Linked DNA regions of Homo sapiens: all the other regions are linked to region 2. A link is a loop called in an ENCODE intact Hi-C map of the cell type or tissue named here. Cell type or tissue: sigmoid colon. All regions are shown on one strand.

What was found. A loop is a pair of places that touch in the nucleus more often than their neighbours do. Peaks named below come from ENCODE experiments on the same cell type or tissue, not always from the same donor. Only the 100,000 strongest peaks of a DNase experiment are listed, where the experiment ranks them.
Region 1: a loop joins it to region 2, with 6 times the contacts of the local background. A loop is called at or near these places in 86 of 110 quality-filtered maps.
Region 3: a loop joins it to region 2, with 3 times the contacts of the local background. A loop is called at or near these places in 9 of 110 quality-filtered maps.
Region 4: it touches region 2 in a loop (5-fold over the local background); 19 of 110 quality-filtered maps call a loop at or near these places.
Region 5: a loop joins it to region 2, with 9 times the contacts of the local background. A loop is called at or near these places in 87 of 110 quality-filtered maps.

Annotation. Positions count from the first base shown.
Region 1 is chr4:168,921,926-168,926,925 of GRCh38, forward strand. PALLD (palladin, cytoskeletal associated protein) reads left to right here. Exons shown (of 22, transcript NM_001166108.2): 19 at 2,330-2,495; 20 at 3,020-3,153; 21 at 3,308-3,353; 22 at 4,288-5,000. The coding sequence ends at 3,321. It also overlaps a transcript of CBR4 not described here. Among named protein-coding and RNA genes, the nearest start is that of CBR4, 86 kb to the right of the region's middle. In sigmoid colon, CTCF peaks have their summits at 69 (motif pointing left), 268, 1,967 (motif pointing right) and 2,166; a DNase peak (open chromatin) is centred at 1,983.
Region 2 is chr4:168,707,928-168,712,927 of GRCh38, forward strand. It overlaps PALLD (palladin, cytoskeletal associated protein), which reads left to right. Exons shown (of 22, transcript NM_001166108.2): 9 at 1,101-1,220; 10 at 3,654-3,996. Among named protein-coding and RNA genes, the nearest start is that of PALLD-AS1, 62 kb to the left of the region's middle. In sigmoid colon, a CTCF peak has its summit at 2,584; DNase peaks (open chromatin) are centred at 2,614, 3,484, 3,846, 4,084 and 1 weaker place; H3K27ac peaks cover 549 bases.
Region 3 is chr4:168,881,062-168,886,061 of GRCh38, forward strand. All of the region lies in intron 10 of PALLD (palladin, cytoskeletal associated protein), which reads left to right. It also overlaps the pseudogene RNU6-853P. Among named protein-coding and RNA genes, the nearest start is that of CBR4, 130 kb to the right of the region's middle. RefSeq lists an enhancer at 126-375. In sigmoid colon, no CTCF peak of the experiment used is centred here; a DNase peak (open chromatin) is centred at 1,960.
Region 4 is chr4:168,814,137-168,819,136 of GRCh38, forward strand. All of the region lies in intron 10 of PALLD (palladin, cytoskeletal associated protein), which reads left to right. Among named protein-coding and RNA genes, the nearest start is that of PALLD-AS1, 170 kb to the left of the region's middle. RefSeq lists enhancers at 1,734-2,368, 2,369-3,004. In sigmoid colon, no CTCF peak of the experiment used is centred here; DNase peaks (open chromatin) are centred at 2,036 and 2,745; H3K4me3 peaks cover 1,710 bases; H3K27ac peaks cover 1,461 bases.
Region 5 is chr4:168,915,179-168,920,178 of GRCh38, forward strand. PALLD (palladin, cytoskeletal associated protein) reads left to right here. Exons shown (of 22, transcript NM_001166108.2): 17 at 717-849. It also overlaps a transcript of CBR4 not described here. Among named protein-coding and RNA genes, the nearest start is that of CBR4, 93 kb to the right of the region's middle. In sigmoid colon, a CTCF peak has its summit at 2,422 (motif pointing left); a DNase peak (open chromatin) is centred at 2,108.

The DNA.
Region 1 (5,000 bases), 210 kb after region 2:
CTCCCACTAACCTGGCAAAGAGAGAAAAAGATTTTATTAGCTCTTTTGGGTCATTCGACCTCCTGTGTGTATAGTGGCCCCTAGTGTTACATAGAGAAATAGTAACAGCAGCATGGACTCCAAGAACCAAAGAATTTGCTTATATATAAAGTTTTATATTTATATATATATATATATACACACACACACACACACACACACACACACACACACACACACCTGGTTTTTAAAACAACACTGTCATCTACCCTCATAGTCATTGTCAAACTACACTCAGATTTGCTTTTTCACTGATTATTGTGTAGGTAAATTCTGTAAAAGTGCTGTTACATGAAGTCTTATGCTTTGAGAAGCCTAAAAGGAAAACACATTTATGGAAAGGTTTTTATACCATCCTTAAGAGTTAGGTGTTGAGTACCTGATCTCTTTTAAGAAAGAACATAACAAAACATTTATTTCTTCTACCTCTTTATGCAAAGTGCTTCATGTACATTATGTATCAGTTGGCCCTCACATGAGCCTTATGAGATAATCAGAGCAAATCTTCTCTGAATTTTCCAGGGTCCCACTTAGTAAGCTGATGATTAGATTTAACACAAGACTCCTAGTGCTCTTCTAAACACACTACGTCACTGAGCTCTTTCAAGAAATAGAGTAGCAATGAGAATAAAACCCAAGAAGTCTTGACAAAACTCTTGGATTATGATTCTGATAATGGTACCAAGATGTTTTCACATAAAAATGTGGTAAATATGTGGACTGTGGTGCTACAGGTTAGCCATGCTTTCAAGTTTTGTACAAAGTACTCTATATTCTTACATGCTACAATTGATTTCATTCCTCTAACCTCAAACTAAAACTTCACTTTTCTGCTGTTAAATATGCCTTTTGATCACATAGATACCTCAGTGCGCATCAGCTGGCACTCCTGTCAGAAGACGGTGATGCACAGTAATTGGAAGCAAAGTCTTTGGGGTCAGATCTGCTCCAGTCCCGGCTCTTGTCGATTTTACTAGTGTGACATTTGGCAAATAGCTATCTCTGCGACTTAGTTTCTCCATATATAAAATGGGAATATAATGCCTCACAGTGCTTTCCTAAGGATTAAATCATAAAAATGTGTATGAAGCTCTGCATAACTAGTACCCTGCACAGCAATGCTGCAAAGTGGTAGATGTTATTCTTACTGATGAGTTGCTATGACATTAAGACTTGTTTTATACATTTTATGTTCTTTGCAAAACTGGAGCCCCAGAAAGAATACAAAGTGAGCTTCTGTTCCCACTTCTCCCAGAATAGCCTAGGATGGGCAACCATGTAAAATTCAATAAAAATCCAACCTTCTAACTAACTCGTGGTGTTGGAGAGTATTAAGCATTTGAAAAGTTCAGGTAGAATTTTCATCCTTTTTGAGCTCTTTCCTAGCTGCTTTGCTGTGATATATCTGTCACTCCAGATGAGGGAGTAGTGGTGGAAAAGGAATGCATTCTCAGATTCATTGTTGGTAGTTCAAAAGAAAATAAGTAAACCTTATTCATTCTCTGAAGTACTTTCCACCACTACTACAACTGATCCAAGAAAACAATTTCCCATTGGATGGTATTATTCAGAGTGTTATTAACAATCAGTCCTGAATTTTTCAGAATAGTACTAAAGTTGTCTTTTTTTTTTAATGGGTTCCTTCCTTCAAGGTTATAATAAAGCTTTTTTATAACCTTCAAAGAATACAAAGTGGAATTTGTAATTTATAGGATATACATTCCTAGTTTACAGGTAACTATTTAAAGCTGCCAAATTTAGATAAAGATGCCTCCCCTTTAAATTGCCCCCTTTAAATTCTATGGCATGTCTCACTTAAGAGTTACAAATATTCAGAATATTCATGGCAAACATGGCAAACGGCAGTGAGGGAATCTAAGTGGTCAAATTCCTAGAAATACTTGTCCTCAGCACCACTAGGTGGCAGTAGTTGGTTGAGGCTGTGAATGATCGGTAACATAATCACTAGTAGTGAAGCCATCACAGATGCTAGCAATGACTTAGGAGTCTCCCACAGCTGGTCAGACAGGCATTCTGTGAAGCAGATGGCCAGTGGACAGTGTGAGCCTATCAGACTTGAATTAATTGAGGAAATAAATGAGCGGAATGAAGTATACAGACCTTTGCTTGGTAAAAGAATAATTTGGAGAGGGGACTAGCATCTTACCACCTGGAGTAAAAAATGGTATCATAAAAGATCTATTCAAGCAATATTCCAAAAGCCTTCTGAATTCTTTCTAGTGCTCCTTTTGTATATCATTGATAGAGAATTCATCTCATGTTTTCTTAGCTAAAGAAGCACACAAACCCCCTGTGTTTATTGAGAAGCTCCAAAACACAGGAGTTGCTGATGGGTACCCAGTGCGGCTGGAATGTCGTGTATTGGGAGTGCCACCACCTCAGATATTTTGGAAGAAAGAAAATGAATCACTCACTCACAGCACTGACCGAGTGAGGTAAGACTGCACAATGAGAACCTGATCCTTAACTGTTCAGTCCTAATGATGTATCAAAAGATACATTTTATATAGCATGGAAATCTATGTGTAAAAGCCACATAGATGTTTTGATTTTTGATGAAATCAATCAAAGACAAAAACCATGCGTTACCCAATGTAGGATTAAGCTTTTAGAAGGAAGCTATGGGTGTTTGATCTAATGGTGATTTCTTAAAAGTGTTTATCATTCTATCTAAAAGAAAAGATGAATTCATTTGCTTTAGTGATAAAAGACTATTCAGTGGTTTTTGTAAAGGCAGATCCTCAACTAGGAATTAAGCACACAGATGTATTCAACTCTTGACGTCTGTTCTTTCTCCCATTAACTTTAATGGAGCTAGTAATCTCTACAGAATAAGTATGACCCTATTATCAGCTACTTGCACAATTCTGTTTCTAATGATCTAATTAAAAATGATGCTTCATGTCCAAAGCCACTTTTAAAAAATTTAGAACCCTAATGACTTTATCCTTTTCTCCAGCATGCACCAGGACAACCACGGCTACATCTGCCTGCTCATTCAGGGAGCCACAAAAGAAGATGCTGGGTGGTATACTGTGTCAGCCAAGAATGAAGCAGGGATTGTGTCCTGTACTGCCAGGCTGGACGTTTACAGTGAGTGCCACTTCATCTCATTTCATTGCGTTTACTCATTAAATTATGAAAAATTAGACATCTGGACAGCAAATCACATTACTCTTTATAAACAACTATTGTGTTTTATTTGTCAAAAAAATTCATATTGCTCTCTCTCTCTTTCTATTTGTAGTTTCTCGACATTAATAGTGAACCACACCAGGAGAACAAATACCCAAGTATCATTCAGGAACTTTGAATTATTAGCAAAATATGCATGTTGATTTCTCTTACATTGGCTAGTTAGTTGTGGCTTCCTTACTCAAGCATCCTTAGGAGTTAACAGTAGGCAAAGGCATAACCATGTTTTTCACATGTTCTTGTTACTGTGTTCTGCAAATGACTGCCTTTTAACATTTCTTCCTATATTCTATCGCAGTGTCCTAATGCACTCTAAACGTGTGTTCCATTGATCCTGGAATGCGTACTTTTGTGGCTTAGTGCTTTTCTCATTAATATATCTTAAGCAGCCAGCAGTAGACTTGTGTTTGTATATTTGTGTACATGCATCCCAAATTTAAAGAAAATTATTCCTATTGAATTTACAGTCTAGTACAATCAGCATTATGTTATCCATTGACATAAAAAAAACACTAGAAAAAAATTAAGAATTTATTTAAGAATTTATTTCAGATTTTGCCTCTTCTTGAAATAACTATGTGAGGGTCATCAAGAAATGTGTGGCCTCAACCTTCCCTACTGTACGATTCCTTTCAGTTGATTAGTGTTAAAGCATCCACATCCAGCAGAATTCCTAAGTGCTATAATTATTTTAGAGAAAATATTTTTTAAAAGGAGAGGGGGGATGAGAATTAGGAAGCTTATCAGCTATTCCAAAGGATTCCCTGTGCTGCAGTGTTTACTTAAAAAAAAAAAAGATAAACTACACTTGACCTTTGTAATCTAGCTGCTTTATTCCCACTATCCTGTATAGACAGTAAATCTGCAACATGTGAGTAAAATGCAAAAGTGTTCCTAAATTTTCCATGTTTCTACCATGGATGTGTTCAGGTGCCTTGCATCTATCTAGACATTCTGTATTTATTTGAAATATCTAAAGGCTTTCCAAGTATATCTTGATTAAAAATCTTAATTTACTCTTTTTCTTTGTAGCCCAGTGGCATCAGCAGTCACAGAGCACCAAGCCAAAAAAAGTACGGCCCTCAGCCAGTCGCTATGCAGCACTTTCGGACCAGGGACTAGACATCAAAGCAGCGTTCCAACCTGAGGCCAACCCATCTCACCTGACACTGAATACTGCCTTGGTAGAAAGTGAGGACCTGTAATCCAGCATTCTTGTTAAAGCTGAAACACTGAAACAGCCATTGCCTTGACCAACATATTCCTTTGTCACATTATGTAAAAGGCAGAAACATACCTTTGACTATAAGAAATTAAAAAAAAAACACCAAAATAATATTTTTCTTACTTGATATACCAAACTTAGTTTAAGTAGATAATGCTAATACAAATATACACATTGCACAGAAAATACACATTTACTGTCCAATTTAAAACTTTGGAATTGCTGTGATTAAAGTGATCAAAATGCCAAAATACTAAAGGAAATCAATTGTTCACAGGTAACTACAATTTGTATTATCTACAAGTGCCTTTAAACACAAGATATAGGTGCTGTGTAGCCTGATAGTGTGAAATGTTTAATGAGGGAGTTGTACCACAAACAGTACTACAATGATTCTGAAGCACAGTGTATTCAGACAGATACAGTGAACCAAGTGCAATATGTAAGGATGAAAGAAGAAGAGATGACAAAGAAATCCAAGTAAATGCCTTGTCTTTGCAAATGTTTTTATATTAAATCA
Region 2 (5,000 bases):
CTTCCTTTTAATGTTAACAGCTAACACTGGCTATGAAGCATTTGCTCTGTGCCAGGCAATGTCCTAAGCACAGTATGTCATATCACAAAAGTAGGTGGTGGTTAGGGTTTGGAGTCTGGACCCCAGCTTGCTTTGAATCCCTATGTTAGTATTTATTAGCTGTGTGACCTTGGGCAAGTGAATTAACCTTATTGTGCTTCCATTTTCTACCTATAAAATGGGCTAATAATAAACTTACATAACTCATAAGATTGACATGATGATTAGATTTAATCTATGTTAAGTGCTGGTAACAATACCTAGTGTATAGTAAGGGTTATATAGCTGTCAGCTCTTGTTATCGTCATCATCATCATCATCATCCCCCTCACAATAACCGTGTGGTGGTTAATTTTGTGTGTCATGCATGACTAATACAAACTCTGTGAGGTAGCTTCTATTATTGTCTCCATTTTACGGAGAAGAACACTGAAGTTCAGGGAGACTGACCAAAGTCACAAAGGCAAGATGTGGCAGGACCCTCATTCAAGCCCTGGCAGCTGTTTCGAGTCTGGGCTTTTCATGCCCTACAACACTGCCATGCCACTTAACAGTACCTTCCAGAATAGTTGTCTACAGGTCAAACATATACAGGTCATGTTCTTTTTTCCCCCGTGGTTAACATTTCAGAAGAGCTTTATTTTCCCCACTGCTTGGTTTGCAGCTGAGCAGATATAAGAGGTAGCTGTATGTACAGAAAGAACTCTGACATGCAATCAGCTTAACTCCTACATGCAAAATACAGAGCTGCACACTTGCAGACATCTCGTTTTATCTTCACAGATAACCCATTGGGTATGTATTATCCCCATTTTATAGATGAGGACACCGAGACTGCTCTTGTCCAACATCACAAAGAATGGGTCTACCTCCAAAGCTTTTTCTGCTAGGCAGAATTGCTAAATTAAATGTAAAGAGATTCTATTGTAAACACTTTTGTAAAGTGAATCTGTAATAATCATAACCTAATTTGTTTGTTGTGGAAAGGTGGAGGGTCTCACTTCTTAAAAGTGACTTCATGGTTCAACTCTGATGAATGATTCTGTTCTCTTCACTTCCAGAGGAGATTTGCACCCTAGTTATCGCTGAGACTTTCCCTGAAGATGCAGGGATCTTTACATGTTCAGCAAGAAATGATTATGGATCAGCAACCAGCACTGCCCAGCTGGTTGTCACCTCAGGTATGTGAGGAGTAAAAAAAATGACTGGGTTCTGTTCCCCAGCACCAGTGTGGATGGCCACAGCAGAAAGGCACCGTCCTGGCCAGGTGCAGTGGCTCACACCTGTAATCCCAGCACTTTGGGAGGCCGAGGCAGGCAGATCACTTGAGGTGAAGAGTTCGAGACCAGCCTGGTTAACATGGTGAAACCCTGTCTCTACCAAAAATACAAAAATTAGCTGAGTGTGGTGGTGCGTGCCTGTAATCCCAGCTACTCTGGAGGCTGAGGCAGGAGAATCACTTGAACCCAGAAGGTGGATGTGGCCGTGAGCCAAGATCATCCCACTGCACTCCAGCCTGGGTGACAGAGTCAGACTCCATCAAGGAAGGAAGGAAGGAAGGAAGGAAGGAAGGAAGGAAGGAAGGAAGGAAGGAAGGAAGGAAGGAAGGAAGGAAGGAAGGAAGGGAGGGAGGGAGGGAGGGAGGGAAGGAAGGAAGGAAGGAAGGAAGGAAGGAAGGAAGGAAGGGACAAAGCGACTGTCCCAGGAAGAGAGCTCAGCTCAGCCTTCAGGAATCTGGCCACTCCAGGAGTCACCCTAACAATCTAAGTTCATCGTGAAACAAAGGCTTTAGGGGAGGGGAGAAGAAGGAGTGAAGTGGAGATGACAAACAAAAAGATAATGATCGTGTAGCAACTGAACACACAGGGGGCTTTCTTTAAAATCGTGCAGTCTTGGTCTTGGAAACGATGGAGCTGGTTTCCTAACATCCTCCCGCTAACCTAGAATCATATTCACATTGGAAAGCCACCTCTGCATCAGAGGTGCAGTCACTTTCTCAGCAGTGCCAACACATGAGATCTGGAGATACTTGTACAAATAAGCCATTGTCTGATCCACTGTTGAAACTTCTGAAAAGGTAATACAAGATAAGCCTTCTTGTATAAAATGTAATACAAGATAAAACTCAGAGAAGCTGTAAAGGCCTTCAAACTCAAATTTCACTGATAGTCTGTATCAATGATAGTATATAACTAATATGAAAAAGAAAGCAATGTATTGTATTATTGAAGTCAATTTTCAAAAATATATGGATATTTTCTAAACTCAAAAACTTACCACTAGGGAAGGCAATATGAAACAGCTTTTTTTCTTTTTCTTTTCTTTTCTTTTCTTTTTATTTGTCTGTTTTCTAGTTACTAATGAGCATTAGCTTACTTTAATTGCCTCATCTCTGCCATTCATCTTAAAGATATTTTTAAAATATGTTTTTGACCAAGCCTGGAACATAATGTACATAGTAGGGAATCAATAAATGGGTCATTTGTTAAATGATACGGACTTGGAGAGAACAACTGAATTGTACTTGGATTCCTTCAGAAGAGCAAGAACTTGGTGCTAGGTGGCAGCAGAGACACAACCAAAACTTATTTAGGGACCTTAGAGTGGCAACTGTAAATGCTTTTTCATCTTCATTAAGAAAAGAAATGGGAGGGTCATCTTAAGTGGGAAATGGTTTCTGTGAATGACTACTGTAAGTGCTGAAAGAAACCTAAGTGTCAGGATCAGAGTTACAGAGCAAAGAGGACCCCAGCGTTTTGATTCCGAGTTGGCTTCAACACTGTCCCATCAAATGGCCATAGCAGGAGTGCAGTGTTTAAACAATATGGCCAAAACCCTGGGCTCTATAAGTCTGAGTGGCAAAAATTTGTGTGTAATATTTTCCATTTGTTTCTGCAGTAAATCTGCTATAGGTCAAACATAATCAACAAATATTTTATTTCTGAGCTTTTTGTTTACCTCAATAAGCATTTTTGAGTGCATGCCAGGAGCTCTGCTGGGCTGTGTGGGCAAGGTGCAGAATCTAAAAAAGACGTGATCTCAAGATGCTTTCAGCCTATTGAGGGCAACAAATAAAAATCTCTTTCGTACTGAGTTATAGTTGGAGCAATCACCTAATATGGAAAAAAATATTTTTATGAGATTATGAAATTTTACTTGGACTCCAAGGTTTACCTTCCCTAGCTTTAGATGAATATCCACATAAAACCTTTACAGCTTGAGCCAATTTGAGTAGTGACAGCTAGGATGTTCAGTCGGACCCATGGACCAAAACGTGAGAGGACAAAGCATTGTTGGTTGATACTGTTTGTGTTGTCACTTTTTTTGCCAAGTTCTATCTTTAGCTCTTGTTTGGAATTTTTATGATTCGGTAGCTGGGTTCCCCAAATGTGAGCTCAGTCAGGAAATGAAACGGTAGCACTCGTTCAAAACAAGCTTGAAAGAACCAGGCCCTCCAGCTGGCAGTGCTTCTGCGTCAGATGAGAGCAGCACAATCACCTCTTCTTTAACAACTTCACACAACACAGGGATTCTCAGAAGACTCTGACAGTGTGAAATCACTTGTTGAACTAGTGGCATCTTCTTATGTTTTTCCTCTCTTTCCCCTTCCTTAGCCAACACTGAAAACTGTAGTTACGAGTCAATGGGAGAATCCAACAATGACCACTTCCAACACTTTCCACCTCCCCCTCCAATCTTGGAGACAAGTTCCTTGGAGTTGGCTTCAAAGAAACCATCTGAGATCCAGCAGGTGAACAACCCTGAGTTAGGCCTGAGCAGGGCAGCCCTTCAAATGCAATTCAATGCTGCTGAGAGGGAAACGAACGGAGTCCATCCCAGCCGTGGAGTAAATGGACTGATTAACGGCAAAGCTAACAGTAATAAATCTCTTCCAACACCAGCTGTCCTGCTTTCACCCACTAAGGAGCCACCACCTCTGCTTGCCAAACCAAAACTGTGAGTATTTCTGCATGGTTTTATAATAATTTCCATACCCCTGTTACATTTCCTGTCTGGTGAGAAAAAAACTTTTGCCTGTATTCAACTATGTGGCAAGTTGGCCTTGACTCATGGGACCTTGCTGCCAAGTGGTGTCTTTCAACAATATAAAAGACACCTAAAAATAAAGAAGGGAAATGAAAAGCTTGGTGAAATCTGCCCTTTGCTGAAAGCTATAACTGGTTATGGCTGTGAAAATATCTGTGCCCAGTGTGGGCTTCCAACATACAGCTAAGGATGTAGCCACTCCCTGGAGGCCATGGAAAAGGGGGATCTACTTTCAGCCCTTTATTAAAAGCATTTCAAAAAGTGAGTATAAGTACTTTGCATTTGTTACTTTAAATATTAAGTATCAGTAAGAAGATCTGATATAGACAAGCGGGGAAAGACTAAAAACTGAGGCTGGAAATTCAGGGTGCAGATCCTGGCAGGGCAATGAAACTGGAGGGAAGCAGGCTTGTGGGCAAGAAGAGCGCCCTTCACAACACAGGCTACTTGGCTTGGAATTCCATGGAGCTGCATATTTCCATGAATACCATCTTCACAGTTGATGTCCATTATTTTCTTAGGATGATAAACCTTGCATGAGCTGTTTCCATTGGCACCGCACAGCAGAGAGTTGTTATGAATGGAGCCATTACAATGTCAGAGAGAGGCAGAAATAAATTAGCTCAAAGGGTTCTACCATAGCGCAAGAGACCCTGAATTACTGCCCTGCCAGAGGTTAGTGGAAATGTAAGAGTCATAGTGAATGTGTATGTATTCTATGAGGTCACATTCCCATGAGAATGTATTTGCCAGAACCTAGGAAAGCCCCTTCTATTTACCCATATCTGATGTTTTTGATTTGGGGCAGGAAGGGCTTCTTTAGGGGTTATTCTTTATTTCCCTAGCATTGACTAGCCTACTCTTTTCTCTCTGTGATCAGTTCATTTGTTAGAAATGTTAGAATTTAAAAGATA
Region 3 (5,000 bases), 170 kb after region 2:
GTCCGTCTAGTTTTTGTATTTTTAGTAGAGATGGGGTTTCACCATGATGGCCAGGCTGGTTTCAAACTTCTGACCTCAGGTGATCCGCCTGCCTTGGCCTCTCAAAGTGCTGGGATTACAGGCCTGAGCCACTGTGTCCAGTCTCTCTTAGTTTGCTTAATCATACTTGTATACTTGCTGTTTTATTCTGTTTGTTTCACACTGTTCTTATTTTCATCTGTAGACAGGAAGGTTAGTAAGTACTAAGTTTCTAAACAGTCTGTGGAGATAAGGTTCTGTTTTTCATATGTTTGGGTAGCAGAGGTCAAAGCAGGGAACAAAGGTCATGGATGTCAGTGATAAACCACAAAGCCGAGGCAAAAGACAGTAAATCTGGGGAAGAAAGGCATTTGAGGAACTGTATGTATAGAAGTTCCCCAGACCGCAGTCAACCAACTGCATGCTGTTCTGTGAGCCGGAGAGAGGTTGACTGCGGTCTGGGGAACTTCTATACATACAGTTCCTCAAATGCCTTTCTTCCTTTATGCTACATCTTCCCCAAATTTACTGGGGTCACTGGCAAAATATTGCCCTGCACAAAGCTGTCAACAGATACAAATATTAAGTTGACAAACTCTTTTAGATGGAGGCAGTAAGGAGAGCATGCCTTAGAGAGAAATCTGTTTGCACTTTTATAAAATTAATGTATTCTATTCCCCTCACTATTGCTGGTAAGTTGGTGTTACAGCCTCCATTGCTGTAACCATGTTTCTCCACATAGTAAATCAGCCCTAAGACACAGAAGAAACCCAGAAGATTTGGCAGTGCCGACAGGCATAGTGTGGCAGTTCTGCTCTGCTGGTCTCTGAGTGGCCATACTAAGTCTGAAGGGTGAATCAGATCAGACCCATCCCTGGAACCAGACTGGCACTGTTTCTTTTGCCATCTTCACATTCTTGGAATCTGTGCTCATAAGGGAGTGCCACATAGCCACAGTGCCACAATGTTGTATGCTCTTAACTACCTCTTTTATATAAGCAGGGCTTTGGTTTGAAATGTTGCCCCATGTTTGTCACAAAGAAGAGCATGTGTCAATAAGAGCTTTTATACAGATGTATTAATGACAGCTTTTATTATATAGGCCCACAGCTCCTTATGGACATTATCTCATTGTCGCTCTCTTTCTCCCTCATAGGAAACGGGTAGGTGGGGACACTATCATCGTTACTCAAGAGGTGACGGGATTTCCCAGGGTTCTGGAAGAAATGCCTGAGCAAGGAGAGCATAGCGTGACTTAGGTTCATCTCAAATAACTCTAATGTCTAACATTTCTTGATTAAAGAAAGCTGTTGTAGAAGCAGCAAATCAGAATCCCCGAGTCAAGGAAAACTTTGTAACAAATTTAACTGTACTTTAAGATTCATGACACAGGGCATTTTCACCAGTTTTCAAGTCAAGACTGTGGTTAGATAGTAACCAGTGAAAAAGAATCCAACAGATACAAGCCGCAATGTACTTTGCAGACATCTCATCTACCTATCTTTCTCCTATTTTTCAGGAAACAGATAGTGGGGGGCTTTTCATTCTCTGACCTGAAGGGGTTGGAGGTGTTATTACTGGGCTCATTAGGGTCCAGTATCTTATCAAGTTGTATCCAATCCTGGACAAGTATTTACCAACAAATTAGTAGGCAAGGCCTCCAGGATCTGCTGCGACTGGGTTATTCTGTTGAAATGTCTCTGCCCCTGGGGCAGCTCAAAATCAGACCTGTACGGCTGTGTACCAAGTTGTACAGAATGAATGAACAGAAGTAACCCGAAGCCAGTGGATCACGAGGTCAGGAGATCGAGATCATCCTGGCCAACATGGTGAAACACCATCTCTACTAAAATACAAAAAATTAGCCGGGCATGGTGGTGTGCACCTGTAGTCCCAGCTACTTGGGAGGGCTGAGGCAGGGGAATCGCTTGAACACAGTGGGTGAGGTTGCAGTGAGCTGAGATTGCGCCATTGCATTCCAGCCTGGTGACAGAGCAAAACTCTGTCTCAAAAAAAAAAAAAAAAGTAACCCACGTGCCTTTGTCATTTTCTTTTTTAAAGAACCCAAAATATAATATGAGGAGAATTTGATATTACAATAAAGTTATCTATTTTCCTTTAAATATGAGCTTAAGTTACCCATTTTTTGTACTTTAACAGCCTTTGCTTTACCGTAAAATTCAGTAAAAGGAAAACAGAATTGATATACAAAAGCTCAGTTTGTATATCTTGGGCTCTTTTATATATTAATACATTACATTCTTGAATATAAGTGATATTTAAATGCCAACATGTTAATGAGTTTGCTCACTCTGAAATTTTGTGGAATTTAGTTACCATCAGATTTCACTGAATGTGAGAAGAGTAGAATAAGAGGACTTGTAATAGTTAAATTCTCTGGTTGATTCTGGTACCTTATCTCTTTAATCAATATTGTGCTCTGGAAATTTGAGTTTCTGAAATCTGCTCACAGAATTGACCTGCAATAGCATATCAAGGGAAGGATGCTTTCAAGATTATTCAGTAGCCAAAAAAAGAGACCTCTTGGGATTTGGTGGTGATTGAATCTGGAAAATTTTACCTTCCAGATGCTTGTGTATATGTTTGAGATGTTTTTATCCCAACCACATGAATATTGTTTTTAAATGACAAATGACTTACTGTTAAAGCCAGAGTAAACAGATCAGTAATGTTTTTTGTACAGTTGGGCTGAGTGTGTATACAATGAAGTATTTAGTGCAGGAGGCCTGTTACAAATTGTTTATTGGTTAAGGTTTGCCTCTGAGTATGGATTTTTGTGAAGAGTTCTGGTTTTGGTAACTACTAACTTTGAATACTATTTTATTTTTTTTTAATTGTGCAAACCATCAAAAAAAAAAAGGAGATCATGTCTTTGTCACCACTCTTTTTATTTCCTAATGAGTTGCTACTCTTCATTTATCAAAAGAAGGTGCCACTTCAGGGAGCAGAACTACAACCATCTTACATTAAACTCTAACATAGCATTAGTTTTATAGGAAAACAAACTCAGTTGCCAAATTTTTGCCTCAAAACTTATAACTGCTTTTCTTTCCTCATGCCTCCCCTTTCAAAATACTCCACTTTTATTTCTAACTCTCACCTTGCATGCTACCCCTAAACCCTGTCCTCAACTTTTAATTTCGTAAAGTGTTTCTGAATTACGTTAGTCCAGTGAGATGCTCTGAAAAAGAGAAGAGGTTCCATATTAGAATAAGTGTGAGAAAACTGTATTCCATACCTCTTTCCTCAGGGTTCACAGTGCCCATCCGTTGGCCCTGCCAGGCTGGTTCTGGTCACAGGACCTCTGCACTGCCAAGCTCTCCCTGTAGGTCTCACATAGCCAGCCACTTCCTATGGTTTAGGCCACCACTGTAGAGTCACCTCCTCAGAAGTCTGATGGACCACACTGTCTGATACAGTCATCTGCTCATACTTCTGTCCTTTCATTGCGTTTACCACCTCCTGATATGTCTTGCCTTCCATTCTTTTCTCTTATCTCTTTCTGCCATATCCACCATAAAAATACAATTTTTCTAACTATTGTGACCTAGTTCAACATTGTATTTCTAGCACCTAGAACAGAGTTGAACACTGAGAAGGCAATCAGTAAGGGTTATTTGCACATTCTTGTAAATTCTGGTCAAGAATTCTTGGCATCTTTTTAAACTCCTTCCCCTCTTCCATTCTGTTTATCTCAGCCAATCTTGTCTCTGTGACTTACTTCCATGCTGAATATTTTCTGTTTGCCACTTCAGATCCACTCTTACTACACCAGGCGCTGTTCTAAGTGTTTAGTACACATTAGTTCATGTAGTTTACCCAGTGATCGCATCAGATACGAGCTGTTAATACCCACATTTTACAAAGGAGGAAACTGAGACATATGGTCATTAGGTCACTAGCCCAAACCACACAGCTTTTAAGTGGTTAAAACAAAACAAACAAACAAAAAAACAGGTTATCACGTCTGTTTCTTTATTCACGCTGACTCTGAATTTCTTCTTCTTCTCCACTCTACTTGTCTACATCCTTGTCATCTTTCAAGGGCTTATAACTTGCCTCTTTCATGGAGTCTTCTGCAGTCATTCTAGCCAGCACTGTTTTCTGTTTCTTTTTTATTCCCATTGCATCTAGAATTGGTACCACATGGTTTGCTCCTTAACTTATTCCCCAACTTGGTTATTAGCCTTTGTGATCAAGGACCATCCTTTAGGATGTGGGGGGGTCTTTGCCATCTCACTTAAATAATGTTGAGTGCTTGCTTTGGCAGTGTGAATACTAAAATTGCAATGATACAGAGAAGATTAGCATGGCCTCTGTGCAAGGATGACACACAAAGTCATGAAGTACTCTGTATTTTTAAACCATATAGCCTCTATGAAACTGCCATTTTTGTAAGTTAAAAATGTTCAAATATTAATCGTTGTAAATAATTGCCCACTGGAATGTTTTCTTATTCCCCCTCAAGTTTCAATTTCAAGCACTGACTGCTAAGATTGGCATGTCTCCAGCCACGTACATTTGCAAAAAGTCAGATTTGCAATGTAATATGTCATGGAGCTCATGCTTGTTGAAGAGAATCTTTGATAGGCTGGACACATTCATTTTAGTAGGAGGCAGAGGTGGCCTAACAGCAAACTCTAGGTTCAGGATCTAATTTTCATAGCCTTCAAGGATGAATGCAATATAAACTGTGTAGTAGATTGTGATGCTCATTCCAACTAGGGAGGCAAGCATTTGTACCTGCTATCTACAAGGCACCAAATAATGCATGTGTCACCATTGCTATAAATTGTCCTCTTCCAGGACCTAACTATTTGGGTAAAGAACCTACAGTTCCCATCACCACCTATGTATGTATGTACAAACATAAATTAGTCCAAATTCTAATTTTCTCTTATTTTTCTTTGTGGAAAAACAGATAAGAAAGCTCAGTAAAGGAAGATATAAGCAATTAATGT
Region 4 (5,000 bases), 110 kb after region 2:
TTTGAGACTGATCCCAAGAAAACAATGAGAAAGGTTGAGTCTAAGCCTAAAATTTTGGCTGAATTTGGAAATTATCAGTGTGAAGGCTACACACCAAAAATATAAGAACCAACTGTCCTGAAAGTTTGGGAGTTAAGATTTGGGGAAATTATTTGAAATCATTTCAATCTACCAATTCCTGATTTTTTTGCACTAAGAATTGAAATTCTGAATCCCTTAATTTATGTATCAAATATATCTACCAGCAGTGCAGGGACAATGAGGGTGGAAATGCATTAACTAATAGATTATATGGACTGCCTTAAGCAACTGTATAATTTCTGTTAGGATGAAACCGAACCATGTTGGGAATTCTGATTTAAAATGAGGTCTGTACTTTATAGATGTGGAAAATAAGGTTCATAGGACGAAATTACTTCCTCAAAAGCGACATAACTGCGTTGCAGCAAAAACGGCAGGAGAGTGCAGGTCTCTAAGCCAAGTCTTGGACTAGGTTCTTGATTCCAACAGTTCTCCAGTGATGCTTCTGAAGACACTGGGCTGAAAGTGAACAGTGACCCTCTTTCCCGAATGTCTATAATTTTCTCAATTTAAAATTTTTCTCCTAAAAGACAATGGCTATTTTAATCTTTTCTGTTTGTTTGTTTGTTTTGAGACACAGTCTCGCTCTGTCACCCAGGCTGTAGTGCAGTGACGCGACCTCGGCTCACTGCAACCTCCACCTCCTGGGTTCAAGCAATTCTCCTGCCTCAGCCTCCCAAGTAGCTGGGATTACAGTTGTGTACCACCATGCCTTGCTAATTTTTGTATTTTTAGTAGAGACGGGGTTTCACCATGTTGGCCAGGCTGGTCTTGAACTCCTGACCTCAAATGATCCACCTGCCTCGGCCTCCCAAAGCGCTGGGATTATAGGCATGAGCCATTGTGCCCGGCGAATATTTTAATCTTTTAGTGACCTCTGCCATTTTTCTTTTCAAGAACAAGATGAATGAGCAAATGTAAACATTTTAAAATTAACTTGGAAGGGCTTTGACAGATTTCATTTCTCATGGACATATGCTTGTGACTGTTTCAATATTGCAGGCATACACTAGCATCATTTTCTTTTAGCAGAATTGCTTGGTGCTCCTGTAATAGAATGAAGTGTAATAGTGTGCAAACATTCACAACTTCCATGTGCTCTAAAACCTAAACAAGTTTGAACCCACAAGTCACTTTGTAAGGCACATCCAGGCTCGTTGAGATTCTAACTGGTGGAAATAGTTGAAAGTATATTTGTCACTTACACCTTGCCTATATCCAAGAAGGATTTGAGTCTTCCTCCAACAAGAATGCATCCAAGCCAGTCTAAAACTGTCCTCCATAAAATAGGGAAATACACTTTGGGAATTTCATAAGCTAAACACTATTTCCACATTGGTCACCATGGTGAACACAAATATGCAAAATCGACTGAATGGTAACAAGGCAGGGAGAGAACGTGCTTCCTATAGGATTTGATCTGCTGCTTATTCTGATCAAAGTGGAAACTATAAAGGTTGGTTGGAGCGGATAGCCCAATGCCTGCCCAGTAACAGGGCTGCAGGAATTAACACGGTGGACGAGGGAAGGTACAGACCATTTTCGGTGGCTAAATGAGAAATAATACTAAGCGATAGGATATCCTGTATGTTTAGATTACTTGCCTCTGAAAACGAGCTCCAATTCTTTTTCAGAACAAGTATTGGGAACAAACTGTGGATATTTAATCACTTAAGGGTACTTTCTTCTGGGAAAATCGCTCACTCTTAATTTTTCAGTTGAGTTAGACAAGGGCTAATTGCAAGAGGATTAAAACCTTGAAAACTGCTTTGTTCAGCTTATTGTTTCAGGTTTCCCTTTGGAGTGTGGATGATGTGTTTATTTGACATAATGAATACCACCATCCGCTTTGTTCCGGGAACCAAAAGGCTATGTGCTTGCCCAAGGAATTTCTCAGTTGTTTATATGTAAGGAAACACTGCTCTGTGTTATTGGATGGGACCATTACAGCTCTTTCTTAAATAGGGAATGCAGAGAGCCGTGCTTTCCTCACTCACATCTGAGCAGAGAAACCAGAAAATAGCCTTCAGCACTCCAAATGCCTGCTTGTTTTCAACACAAGAGAGCAAAGGGAACATTTATTGAAAATGTGTGTTCTTCGCTTAGGAACCCAGAGCTTTACTTTGTGTTATTGGCACATCTACTTAGACCTATGTTATATGTGTATGTGTGTATATATATATATATATATATATATTTTTTTTAAGTATTAGATTGGAGTGCTTGGCATGAATCATAGATTAGAGAACATTGACAACTAACCAGATAGTGAACTCTGCCTCTATCAGCCAAATCTAACTGCCAAAACACTGAGGAATAAAGTAACCACTAATTAAGCAGCCTGGAGTTTTGTTTTTGGGTTTTTTTTGGTGGTGGTTGTTTTTAATACATACCCTGCCATAGGATGAGGGCAATTGTGTGAAATACATGCTTTGCGGTGACTTCCAGTGATGCAACATAGCAGTCTTTTTAAACAGCTGAAAACTCTCTGGTCCTTTATGGTTTCCAAAAGGTACTCCTTAAATGGGCATAACTGATGGGGGATTGGCTAGTGAGCTACAGAGAAGGCTGAGTCAGAGTGACCTGTTGGAGCTAGCCCCGTGTGTGTGTGTGTGTGTGTGTGTGTGTGTGTGTGTGTGTGTGTGTGTGTGTGTGTAGAAAAGGGGGAGCCGTGGGCAAGGGGCGGGGGTGAAGGGAGGCTGCAAGCTTGGCAGAATGTTTGAACAAGACAAAGAGCAGTTCCAGCGACCAAATAAGGAAGTGAGTGCTGAAGTATTTCAGAATAGAAGTGTGTCAGGGACTCAAGGCAATTGCGGAGAGTAAAAATAGGCAAAGAAGAAAGGGCAAAGGATTTTTGTTTTACTTGTTCCACAAAATAAACAGGGAAAGAAGTATCTCTGGTCTTTCAGCTGGAGTGAGAAAAACAGATCGTATCTATCCCTTTCTGTTGGCTTTTTATAGACATGTGTCTGAAGAGATGTTTAGAAGCTCTTTCAGTGGCAATGGCAATAATAAGCATGCTTTTGTTAAAGACAGAAAAACGCAAGTTGTGCATTAGACGCACCATCACATTCCCTTTATGTGTAATGCATGAAACTTTTAGCCCAAGATGATGGAAGTTTCCAAGAACCAACAGAAATATCTGGAAACCCATTTTCAGACATGTCCTGAACACTGAATTATAACTGTATCCTTTGAGAAAAATCTTACCTCTTAACAAGCCAGTTAAATGTCCATTAGATACAGTGTCTAACTTAAATATGTTGATAGTTACTGAAAAAGATGTCAAAAGAGGCAAATTACGCAAAGAAACTGTCAGTACTTGTTTTAATCTTCTCAATACCATCTCCCCAACTCTCCAGAGTGGCCAATAATATGTCACTGATCCTATGGATAAATGCTGCTCTTATTTTGATACTTTTTTTGCAGTACGGGTGGAAGAGAACAAAGATTTGGAAGGAGAATTTCAGATACTCCTAAACATAATTTGAAACAACCTTTTTTTGTCCTACAAAACCAACATTGAGAAATTATTTCTATTAACCAAGAAATCAATTTACTTATGTCTGCAACTAGGAATAAATAGAAGACATTCATCCTGGGTAAGACTTTTGAAAGCCCTCAATAACTAAATTGTTGGCAACTCTAGGATTGGCAATTGAACAAATCTATCCTTCTGTTCTCATGCAAAATACAAAATTGGACAGCCCACACTTGAATCAGAAACTACCAGAACCTGCCCAGAAGAGTTTGGGTAGAGAGCTAAACTGGAGTGCAAAATAGGGAACACACAAAGATTGACCACGGCATGTAGATGATCTTACAATGTAGTGTATTCTGGCTCCAAAAATAACCTGCCCCCCACTTAAACTGAAATATAAACTCTATTGAATAAGCTACCTTGATCATGCTTCAAGAAAATGTTAGGCTTATGACAAAATGTTTATTATCACAAACAAAGAAAAAATTAAAATGAGACACAGTGTTATGCCCACGAATAGTCATTTTAATGACCAAGCTCCATCCTACCAATGCTTCACTAGTTGACTTTTTTTTTTTTAAGCAATTTAACAATAGATGTCAAGAGCAGGGAAAAAAGGCTGGGTGTGCTGGCTCACGCCTGTAATCCCAGCACTTTGGGAGGCTGAGGCAGGAGGATCACTTGAGCCCAGGAGTTGGAGACCAGGCTGGGCAATATAATGGGACTCCATCTCTACAAAAAAATATTTCGAAAAAGCCAGACGTGGCGGTGCACACCTGTAGTCTTATCTGCTTGAGAGGATGGCTTGGGCCCAGGAGGTCAAGACTGTGTGAGCCATGATTATACCATGTACTCCAGCCTGGACAACAGAGTGAGACCCTGTCTCAAATAAATAAATAAATAGTGGTAAAAAGAGTATTTGACTTCAAAATCATACTTCTCAGTATTTGCCCTGAGGAAGTAACTCAAAATGGGAAAAGAAATGTATAAGCCTGAAGATGTTTAGTATAGCATATTTTTTATAATTTCAAAACAAAAAATTTAGAAGTCAAATACACAGAATATTCTCTTATCTCAACAATGCAATATTATGCAGCAATTAAAACTGGTAATGATTAAGCCTATGAAGGCAAAAAATGTTTATGATAAATGATACAATAATGACGAAAAGTTACCTTGTAAAATTACACACTATCTGTATAGCTATGTTTTGAGGACTAGAAAAGAACATGGTGAAATAGTGCTAGTGTGTTATACATACATAGAGGTAGATTTTTTGTCATCTTTATTTTGTGTTTTTCAATAATAAATGCCTTTCAAAAAAAGATGATGATGAACAAGCTTACAGGCAAGAGGCAGGATTCCAGAGTCAGAAAGAACTGAGGCTTCAGAGTTTACCTATCCAGCAAATATAAGTCACAAAGTTTTGTGTAGCTAG
Region 5 (5,000 bases), 210 kb after region 2:
CCACTCTTGCTTTTCCTAGTTAAGTGTTTTTAAACTTATCTTCTAGTCACTACTGACAGAATTTGTATTCAACATCTTTTAAGTCTTCCCTGCGATTACTTTCAACTGTATTCCTCTTAAAGGTTTCTCTGGCAACCTTTAAAAGTGACAGAGATGCACAGAATCTGGGAGATTTGTACAATCTCATTTTTTAAAGCAAAAAATAATGCCTCTAGGCATATGGATAACTAATGCAAAAGAAAACTTGCCTAAAAATGTAATTTGTTTTCCTGCTTAATATGAAAAGGAATTTTAATTAAAAATATATTGAATTTTTATCAGAACTTTTAATTTCCTACAAATTTAAAAATCACAGTGTAAAGTTCTAGTAACTTCTGTTGAAAAAGATTTGGTAATAAATGAGCAATAATGCTACTTTTCATAAATATTTAAAAATATTTAGGAAAAATATGTTAATATGTAATACCCCATTTTTTTCCATTTCCCCTTTTATGATTTATAGTAGCCTGCAATTGGCAGACAATTAAATTTATAGTAAACTTCCAAACTAAACAAGAGTTTGCTTTTCTGATTTTTTAATGTGTAAATCTTAGCTGTAGGGATCAGATAAGGAAATCATATTATTACCCCATGTATTTTAAGAAAACAGATGACTAAAAGTCTGGAAGTAACTACTATCTATATTTCTATCTATCTGTCATCTTTCTTGTTTCAAGGCCTCGTTCTAGATCAAGGGACAGTGGAGACGAAAATGAACCAATTCAGGAGCGATTCTTCAGACCTCACTTCTTGCAGGCTCCTGGAGATCTGACTGTTCAAGAAGGAAAACTCTGCAGAATGGACTGCAAAGTAAGATTTTGTTATTGCTTGCATATCCTATTGCCCCACTTCTCCCTCACTTGCCATTTCTCTATAGTTCCTTTTGGGGAAATTACATAAAGTATAAAATGAGAGCTGGGCACAGTGGCTCACACCTATAATCCCAGCACTTTAGAGTCCAAAGCCGGGCAGATCGCTTGATCCCAGGAGTTCAAGACCAGCCTGGGTAATATGGAGAAACCCATCTCTACCAAAAATACAAAAGTTAGCCAGGCGTGGTGGCGTGTGCCTATAGTCCCATCTACTTGGGAGGCTGAGTTGGAAGGACTGCTTGAGCCTAGGAGCTGAAGCTATGTGAGCTATGATCGAGCCACTGAATTCCAGCCTGGGTGACAGAGCAAGACCCTGTCTCAAAAAATGAAATGATTCTAGCTTAAGGGGGGGAAAAAGTGAAATACGTCGGATATTTATATATTGTTTACTATGATTCTTTAAATCTAAATTAAATATGTTCTTTACTCAGAACCCTACATGACATTACTCTAGAAAGTCATCAGGAGGTTTTATTTATCCCTTTAAATGTTGAAATAATAAATATGATAAATCTACCATGTCTTCATTCTTTTTTCATACAAATTTTGTATCCATATATCTACTCTGACTTTTATTCCTCCCATTTTCTAATTCTTTTTTTTTTTTTTTGAGACAGAGTCTCACTCTGTCACCAGGCTGGAGTGCAGTGGTGCAATCTCGGCTCGCTGCAACCTCTGCCTCCTGGGTCTCCTGCCTCAGCCTCCTGAGTAGCTGCGATTACAGGCATGTGCCACCAGGCCCAGCTAATTTTTGTATTTTTAGTAGAGATGGGGTTTCACCATGTTGGTCAGGCTGGTCTCAAACTCCTGACTTCATGATCCGCCCACCTCAGCCTCCCAAAGTGCTGGGATTACAGGTGTGAGCCACAGTGCCCCGCCCCCATTTTCTAATTCTAAGATAAGTTAGAGGGACATCTTTCTTTCATCTGTTTTGCAGCAGGGCTTTTTGTTTTTTTGGGGTTTTTTTTTTTTTTTTTGAGACGGAGTCTCCCTCTGTTGCCCAGGCTGGAGTGCAGTGGTGTGATCTCAGCTCACTGCAGCTTCCACCTCCCAGGTTCAAGTGATTCTCCTGCCTCTGCCTCCTGAGTAGCTGGAAGTACAGGCACGCACCACCACGCCCAGTTAATTTTTTGTATCTTTAGTACAGACGGGGTTTCACCATATTGGCCAGGCTGGTCTCAAACTCCTGACCTCGTGATCCGCCCTCCTCGGCCTTCCAAAGTGCTGGGATTACAGGCATGAGCCACCACACCCGGCCTACAGCAAGGCTTTTTAACCCAAGGTCCTTGGGTAGGCAGGCTTCATTAGGTGTTTGAACTCTGAAATTACCTACAAAATTATGTGTGTAAGATAACGTTCATCCATTTCTCAAAGGAGTTTAGGGAAAAAATATTTAAGAAACACTGCTCTAAAATTTTTTGTTTGATTTCTTTTTTGCCCCCTGTTTACTGATCTTAAATTTAGTTTAACTCTTAAATATGGATAAGGTTTTAAAAAGTTATTTGGGCTCCCTCTGCTGGTTCTGTATGGAATATGAGAACACAAATATAGGCTGCTTAGAGGATTTGGGCATTGTTTCTTCAGAAAGTAAATCTGGGATTATAGAAATGTATAAAAAGAATAAATATAACAAAAATATTTTATTTCTTAGGATCATTATTTATTTTTTACAGTATAAATACACAAATTGTGTTTCAGTCTGTATATATTTTATATATATATGAGTGTGTATTCATTTTTGGTCTATAATTAAGAATTATACAGTACAGCTACCATATGATCCAGTTAATTCTACTAGTGCTTATATATCCGAGGAAAATGAAATCAGAGGCTGGGCACAGTGGCACACGCCTGTAATCCCAGCACTTTGGGAGGCTGAGGCGGGCGGATCACGAGGTCAGGAGTTTGAGACCAGCCTGACCAACATGGTGAAACCCCATCTCTACTAAAAATGCTAAAATTAGCCAGGTGTGGTGGCATGCATCTGTAGTCCCAGCTACTCAGGGGGCTGAGGCAGGGGAATCACTTGAACCTGGGAGGCAGAGGTTGCATCACTGCATTCCAACCTGGGCAACAGAACAAGACTCCCCGTCTCCCCCACAAAAAAAAAAAAAGAAAAGAAAATGAAATCAGTAGCAATATCTGCATTCCCATGTTCATTGCAGCACTATTCATAATAGCCAGGATACGGGATCAGCCTAAGTGTCAACAGATGAATGAATAAAGAAAATATGAGATATATATATATATACATACATACACACACAGTGGAAAATTATAATCCTGTCATTGTGACAACATGGATGAACCTGGAGGACATAATGTTAAGTGAAATAGGCCAGGCACAGAAAGATAAATACTACAGGATCTTACTTATATGTGCAATATAAAAAAGTTGAACTCATAGTAGAGAATAGAATGGTGATTACCACGGGCTAGACGGGGAGAGGGAAAGTTGGGGAAATGTTAGTCAAAGCATATAAAATTTCAGACAGGAAGAATAAGTTCAAGAGATCTGTTGTACAACATGGTGACTATAGTTAATAACGATGTACTATATACTTGAAAATTGCTAAGAGTAGGTTTTAAGTGTTCTTACTACAAAAAAAAATGAAGTCATACATATGTTAATCAGCTCAGTTTAGGTATTCCACAACACATACATATTTCAAAATAATGTGCAGAATTACATACAATTTTTATCAATTAAAAAACACTTAAAAAAATTCATACAGACCACTTGTAAAATAACGTTTTGAGTTAACCAGGGAAATTTTATTTTAAATAGATAATTAGATTATACCAAAGAATTATTAATTTTACGTGTAAAATGGAATTGTGATTATGGAAAAGTCTTGTTTTTAGAAATGCATACTGAGCTATATGGGGGTAATGGTATATAAAATCTGGAATTTATTTTTAAATATAAAAAATAAGAGAGTGACTAAATGATGGGTATATACACACTTACCATACTGGTTATCTCTATTTTTAATCATATTTAAGAAAGAAATAACAGTACTGTCTTTCACTGGACTGGCACATAACTGTCCTTAAAACGCCTGCCATTAAAAGAATATTGGAAACAAAAAGTAAACTGCCTATTGATTTCACTATGATGATCTGACCTGGATAAAGAAAATGTGAAAAATCGGCCAGGCACGTGGGTCACGCCTGTAATCCTAAAACTTTGGGAGGCCGAGGCAGGTGGATCACCTGAGGTCAGGAATCCGAGACCAGCCTGGCCAACATGGTGAAACCCCGTCTCTACTAAAATACAAAAAAATCAGCCAGGCATGGTGGCAGGCGCCTGTAATCCCAGCTACTCAGGAGGCTGAGGCAAGAGAATTGCTTGAACCCGGGAGGCGGAGGTTGCAGTAAGCTGAGATTGTGCCCACTGCACTCCAGCCTGGGCAAGGAGCAAGACTGTCTTAAAAAAAAAAAAAAAGTGAAAAACCTTGCCACATGTACAGATAGATCAGGAAAAAAAAAAAGTTAGTGTATTTAAGCTTTGAAAGGGGAAAAAATCCTGACGATAAGCCAAACACTAAAGCAGCAGCTTGCTTTTCCTCCAAAAAGCCCCCTCCCCTTTTAGCCCCTGAGGAACATTCCTAGACACTGATTATCCTTAACTGGTACTAAATTTTCAGGAAAATAACTAATTCCACTCCCATAGCAACAAGCATCACTATTTTCATGTGTGCTGAGAGTACAGATCTAGTTACATTGTGACCTGCTGGTGGTGACCTTCAGCTCCTGAGATCATGCTGTCTTTACTTAGCCAGGAGAACTGGGGTTAGAAAAAAGGTACAAGGGGCATTCTCTTTGCCCTAGCATGAGTAACTATCCACTGGGTAGGTTCACTGTGAATCACGTGGTTTGAGAGTACGCGTGCTTTGGGCATCTCTCCTACTAAACATACTGTGGCTTCAGTCAGTAGATGGCTTATCTAGGATCTAACCTGGTAAAGTAGGAACAAGCAGTGCCGCTTTGTTTCTAGATGTGGGAACAACAAGGAGCCTGACCAAAGATGTCCACTCCCTCTTCCTCCACACCACTTCTGATGACCTCCAAACAGGTCAGGCAGTG